Regions from separate parts of the Homo sapiens genome. Here region 1 is linked to region 2. Evidence: chromatin contacts called from ENCODE Hi-C or POLR2A ChIA-PET data. All regions are on one chromosome and are shown on one strand. Each heading gives the region's core, a stretch centred on a gene start or an enhancer-like site at or near the end of the contact. The rest is flanking DNA. Distances are from core to core; before and after follow the strand shown.

The links. A loop is a pair of places that touch in the nucleus more often than their neighbours do. ChIA-PET counts read pairs that join two places held with the same protein, here RNA polymerase II (POLR2A). Pooled maps may share reads with other maps.
Region 1: a loop to region 2 is called in a map of CD8-positive, alpha-beta T cell, with 20 times the contacts of the local background. The contact joins the promoter of NUTM2E here to the promoter of RPS24 in region 2. A Hi-C loop is called at or near these places in 1 of 168 maps with a recorded cell type or tissue (CD8-positive, alpha-beta T cell) and 4 of 50 pooled maps. POLR2A ChIA-PET finds 5 or more read pairs at or near these places in 1 of 52 experiments (activated CD8-positive, alpha-beta memory T cell).

What each region holds. Positions count from the first base shown.
Region 1 is chr10:79,825,489-79,828,201 of GRCh38, reverse strand. It overlaps NUTM2E (NUT family member 2E), which reads right to left and starts at 1,463. Exons shown (of 10, transcript NM_001355263.2): 1 at 845-1,463. It overlaps NUTM2B-AS1 (NUTM2B antisense RNA 1), which reads left to right and starts at 1,608. Exons shown (of 7, transcript NR_120613.1): 1 at 1,608-2,004. LOC642361 (a long non-coding RNA gene) reads right to left here and starts at 2,300. Exons shown (of 1, transcript NR_029407.1): 1 at 600-2,300. RefSeq lists an enhancer at 1,979-2,577.
Region 2 is chr10:78,032,135-78,035,750 of GRCh38, reverse strand. It overlaps RPS24 (ribosomal protein S24), which reads right to left and starts at 1,888. Exons shown (of 6, transcript NM_033022.4): 1 at 1,847-1,888; 2 at 334-399; 3 at 31-240. The coding sequence starts at 1,849. RefSeq lists an enhancer at 1,559-2,088.

The DNA.
Region 1 (2,713 bases), core at 214-2,713, 1.8 Mb before region 2:
AATTTATTCCTATATCATTTTCAATATCCTTAAATTATGCTTACATCCTTAAATCAGTTGCCTCATTCTGAAAGCACATAGTCTGTAACTCATAAAAAACACCTGTCGGCCGGGCACGGTGGCTCACGCCTGTAATCCCAGCACTTTGGGAGGCCGAGGTGGGCGTATCACCTAAGGTCGGGAGTTTGCGACCAGCCTGACCACCATGGAGAAACCCCGTCTCTAATAAAAACACAAAAAATTAGCCGGGCGCGGTGGTGCATGCCTGTAATCCCAGCTACTTGGGAGGCTGAGGTAGGAGAATCACTTGAACTTGGGAGGCGGAGGTTGCGGTGAGCCAAGATCGTGCCAGCCTGGGCAACAATAGCAAAACTCCGTATCACAAAAAAAAACAAAAAAAAAAAAACAAAAAAAAAACCACTAAATAATTCATTTAGTATGGGAGAGTGTGAGGAAGCAGAAAATTAAAAAAAAAATAGACCAGCAATAATGTCACTTTTTCATGAATTTGTTAGTTCTTTCTGGGCTCCACTTACAGTTACTTTCCCATTCTTCCCTGCACACCGTCAACACATAAGGACTCAAATTAAGATGATGTATATGTTTACACTCCAAAATTTTTTTTTTTTTTTTTTGTGAGCATGGGGCTGTATTTTAATACAAGAAAGACATTGCTCTAGAACATGGCTCGCCTTTGCTTCAGGGCCTAGCAGTTTATTTTAGCCATAAGGGTAAGGGAGCAGGTCAGAAATGACTTTTAGTGTAATCCTATCTGTAATTAAAAATACAAATGCTGTCATAAGATCAAATGTTATCAAAAATCAGTATTTAAAATTAAATTTACCCCCAAATTTCTTTCAAAAAAGTTGTAATGTTCTTTTTCAGTGAAGCCTTTGCACTGCTAGAGCTGAAGAATGTGATCAATCGGCTTGTTGAATAATCCCGCACAGTAGGTATTCCGCTGAAGCCAACTCTAGCTGGGGGCTCGAGAGCGAAAGACACAGATGGGGCCCTGCCGCCCCTCGAAGAGTCGGATGGGCGCGCCCGTCCCCGGTGCATCAAGAGGCTGGCCCGGCCAGGGGCGAGGGGCTCGCACCGAACCCCGCGCACCTCGCCGCGGGCGGGGCTGGGCCGTAGTCGGCTCGATTTAAGGCTGGTATCCAAGGCTGCGGCCGGTCAGGCGAGGCGAGGCGACGTGAGCGAGGGTGCTTAGGGAGAACAGCCGCTGGCAGCTCAATGCTGGGTGGCTAACGCTCGACGGTGCCCGGCAGCAACCCGGCCGACACCCCGACCCGGATCCCGAGCTGCGTCGCGGACGATGCCGCGGGCCCGTCCGGGACTACGACTCCCGACGGGCTCTGCGATCGCTCCGGGGCGGCCCAGCGTGCACTGCGCCGGCCAGTTTGACAGCCGGGCGCCCTACTCGGCTAGCTCTGCTCCCAGCGAGGGACGCTGGCCTTCTCGCGGCTTTCCCCCGATATCTCTCTTTATTCCAGCTGCCTGAAACTCGGTCCCACGAATGGCAGGCAGCGTCCAAAATTCAACCCCGTAAAGCCAGCACCAGCCAATAAAGCGCACGGATGGAGGCCACGTGACAGCAGTGGGCCGGCCCTCCGGCTGAGCCCTGATCTCTATGGTTTCCGCGGCTCGCTAGAAGGAGTGTGGTCCACCGGAGGACTCCCTACATTCTTCCTCCATTACCTCACTGCCTCCGGTGGCTGCTGGGATACCGGAGGACTCGGGTCCCGGCTCGACTCAGTCCTCCAGCCGCCCGGGGAATACCTCTAGTTCTTCCCGGCCGCCGCCGCCGCCGCCGCCCCGCCGCTTCCTCCTCCGCCTGCCGGCCTCCTTCGCCCCGTCCCGTCCGCGCAGCGCGTCCGGCCCGCCCGCAGGCCAGCTTCTCTCGGGAGCCCCCACCCAGGCGCATGGCTCCATGAAGCAAGAGGAGGAGGCAGAGCGCGAGAGGTCCCGTCCGCCCCAGCCGCGTCTGGGCCAGGATAAAAGGTGGGAAACTCGGGCTGCGCCGCACCCTTCTCCCCGCTGCCGGGCCAGGCCTCCCTCGGTCCGCCGCCGCCTTGCCCGCCGGGCCTGTTCTCGCCGGGGCGGGCGGCGGGGCCGGGAAGAGACCCCGCGGTCCTGGGGCGAGGGTCCGGGGGCAGCGTGGGGGAGGGGTCCCGGGCGGCGGGCGGGGCCTCAGGCCATGTCCCAGCGGAGGGCAGGGGGTCGGGAGGCACTGCCGGGGAGGGGCAGGCGGCGCCGTGCCCCGGGCCGCGAGGCTCGGCTCCCGCTCCTGGTCCTTGTCTGCACTCCCTCCAGGAAGCAGGCTCGCTCGCTGTAATGTTTGGTGGTCTCCGGCGCCGCCTGGTGGCCCCCACCCACCGTCCCGCCGCCCCGCCGCCCCCTCCCCCGCCCGGCGTCTGGATTCCACCCCCGCGGCTCGGCCCAAGCTGCTCTACCTGTCGCTCCATCGTCTCCCCAACTCCCCAGCGCCCCGGGCCCTCTTTCCTCTTACCCTCGTTTCTCACCTTTCACCCTGTCCCTCGGCCCGCTTTTCCCCTCCCCGCTCTGTCCTGTCGTTTTCTTAACACTCTTCACACGCGCACTTCCTCCTCCTCCTCTTCTCTTTTTCCCACCCCTACCTTTGGGCCCTCCTTCCTTAACCTCCGCTGGCCCCCCATTCCATGATCCGTCCACCTGACACGCTGGGTTTCAT
Region 2 (3,616 bases), core at 639-3,138:
GAGCTGATCAACAAATGAAAAGACACCTACTCTTGCAAGTCTATGTTTGGGTTCATTTTTCTTTGCATAATCCAGGGAATCATAAATCATGCCAAAGCCAGTTGTCTTGCCACCACCAAAATGAGTTCTGAATCCAAATACAAAGATGACATCCGGTGTGGTCTTGTACATTTTGGCTAGTTTTTCCCGAATTTCTGTCTTAGGCACTGTCGCCTTCCCGGGGTGAAGGACATCAATGACCTAAAAGGAGATATCAAGTTTAGCATTCAGTATGATAAAATACATCTTTAGAGTAAAGGACAATTAAGCAAAGATTGATGTGCCCTTCCTTACCATTTGTTTCCTCTGAAGTAGTCGGTTGGTCATGAACTTTCTAGTGCGGATAGTTACGGTGTCGTTCTGAAAACATAAACACTCTGGTTAATAAAACTACTCCAACTTTTCTTGGCCTTGCTGTGATTTTCCAAGACCTAGAATGTTGCAGTCCAATTTGTAGCCATTAGTCATGTAGCGAACTAAAGTAAATAAAACCCACTGGGCAAGGCCAAACTCACAGGATACACCTAAGGAATACATAAAATACCAGGAAAACACAATGGTTTTACACATGAATCTGTACAACTTACTTCACTAGGTTATGTGTATCTCTGGGGCAGGGTTTCTCAACCTCAGCACTACTGATATTTCCATATGGATAATTCCATATGGATATGTTGTGGGGACTGTATGTTTTAGAATAACTATAAAAATCCCAGCCCTCTAACCACTAGATGCCGGAAGCACTTCCCACCTTTCCCAGTTGTGACAATCAAAAATGTCTCCAGACTTAGCCAACTGTTCCCTTAGGAGAAAAATCACTCCGGGTTGAGAATCACTTCTCTGGGGTAAAAACTGCTGTGGCTCATATAAAGGTCACTCAATGAACTGTGTTTATCATGTCTTGCACAAATGTGCCCCAAACCTTGTACTCACTACCTACATGTAATCTATCCTTCTAGAATGGCCATAGCAGAGATCAGAGAAAACGATATTCCCTTCTGAAGGACTGAACTGCACCTTTACTTAATACCTAACAAAAAATGTGGGCATTAAGCAATTTATGCTAACAATTTTACCAAAAAGGAGGCGCAAGAGACTTTCATGGCAGCAAATAACTTCCTAGACTTTCTCCATTTTACTTTGAGAAACCACACCAAATTAAATCCACGTCAGTGGTACTCAATTCTTGAAAGTAACGGATCAAAGGTAAGGAGAAAAAAAAAAGATTGCTGGTAAAGTTAAAAACGGATGCTGGAGGAGCTAATAACGCATGACTTAGGGCAGGACTACCTTTTTATAACATCTCTTTCCAGGGCCTGTTTCCCCACTATGAAACATGAAGATCCATCCAGCTGACAAGTTTTCTAGCTTACACGTGGGAATGGTTTCACTTGCCGCAACTCGCCCAGGCGCTGCCCGCACCTTCTTCACCTCTTGTACTGCCATCACCTGCAAGCCGCCTACCTAGCCCAATGAGGAACTGCAGACGAGATGTGCCTCCCAGTGTCCATCTATCCCGCCCGCCCCCTACCCCCATCCACCGTGCTCCACGAAGTCAACAAGCGCAACAGCTCCTGCACTGCCCAGGCGCTGGAGCCCGAAGCCCAGCGTGTCCGGGTCTACAGCGCAGCCCGCCAGCCCGGACGCCCTGCCAACAGCCCCGAGCCCCTCGACAACCATCCTCTGACAGAAACGGCCAGAGAAGAGCAACCGGGCTTCGCGTGCCTATAGCTCAAGTACTGGGACCCAGGGACCACGGATGGCTCGGATACGCGGCAGATGACTGCACGGGCCCAGGGAGACTCACCATGATGGCGATCTATCTTCAGACAGCCAAGGAGGAAAAGAGAACCACGATTCGCCGGCCAATCATATCAACGCGCACGGAAGGACCCCGGGAAGAGCCGGCGTGGGGGCGTGGGCGCGCCACGAGGCTGACCGCGCCGATGCCTGATTTAGGCTGCCTACGGCCCCGCCTCACAGACTTTTGGCCACACCCCTGGAACTCTAGACTGACCAATCCAGAACCAGAACAACTCGAGCCGACTAGGTTTACGCAAGCAGGTGTTCAATTTCAGTTCAATTCATTATGTTGAATTGTACGTATTTGAATTCCGGTAAACCAAATTAGTTTAAATTGCCTTCTTCCGAGTTAGAGGTGGGTAAACTTGGAAAGCATTTTAGGATATCCTCTCTAACAGTCTCCTCGTTATATGGCTAGGGAAACTGCAGAAACCCTGACTCTAAAACCTTTGTTATTTCAAGTACTTAACATTGCCCATTCTAATTTATTATTCATGAGTATTATTTCTGTGACTTTTATGACGAATCTTTACTTTAAAAGATCTCTTTAATTTGTATTTTTCTGCAAATCTTGGTCATTATGCAAAATTAGATTTTGAAAAATATTTGGCCGGGCGCGATGGCCACGCCTGTAATCCCAGCACTTTGGGAGGGCAAGGCGGGCGGATCACCTGAGGTCAGGAGTTCGATACCAGCCTGGCCAACATGGCGAAACCACGTATCTACGAAAATAAATAAATAAATAAATACAAAATACAAAATTAGCGGGGCGTGGTGGCTCATGCCTGTAATCCCAGCTACTCGGGAGGCTGAGGCAGGAGAATCGCCAGAACCCGGGAAGCAAAGGTTGCAGTGGGCCGAGATCACACCATTGCACTCCAGCCTGGGCAACAGGAGCGAAAATCCGTCTCAGAAAAAAAAAAAAAAGAAAAGAAAAAAAAGGAAAAAAAAATTGGAAGCCAGGGGCAGTGGCTCACGCCTATAATCCCAACACTTTGGGAGGCCGAAGCAGGTAGATGACCTGAGGTCAGAAGTTCGATACCAGCCTGGGCAAAATGGCGAAACCCCGTCTCTACTACAAAAAAAAAAAAATTGGCCGGGCGTGGTGGTGCATGCCTCTAATCCCAGCTATCTGGGAGGCTGAGACAGGAGAATCGCTTGAACCCGGGAGGCGGAGGTTGCAGTGGGCCGAGATCGCACCATTGCACTCCGCCTGGGCAATAAGAGCGAAACTCCGTCTCAGAAAAAAAAAAAAAAAAAGGAAAAAAAAATTGATTGCTCCAGAAATATTTTCTTTAACGTGAAACAGACATGTAAAGAATGTAAATATATATGTTCCGGAGAAATAATAAGAAGAATTTCCCAAATGTTAGTGCAGACGAGGTGTCCAAGGTGCAGGCTTTGCGGGCAGCTTTCCTATTTTCTTTTTTTTTTTTTCCTGAGACAGAGTCTAGCTCTTGTCACCCAGGTTGGAGAGCAATGGCTTCATCGCGGCTCACTGCAACCTCGACCTCCCGGATTCAAGCGATTCTCCTGGCTCAGCTTCCAGAGTAACTAAAATTACAGGCCTGCGCCACAATGCCCAGCTAATTTTTGTATTTTTAGGAGAGACGGGGTTTCACCATGTTGGCCAGGCTGGTCTCCAACTCCTGACCGCAAGTGATCCGCCCCCGCCTCGGCCTCTCAAAGTGCTGGGATTATAGGCGTGAGCCACCGTCCCCGGCCGACTATTTTTCTTTTTTTTCGTTTTTTGTTTTTTTTTTTTTTTTTGAGA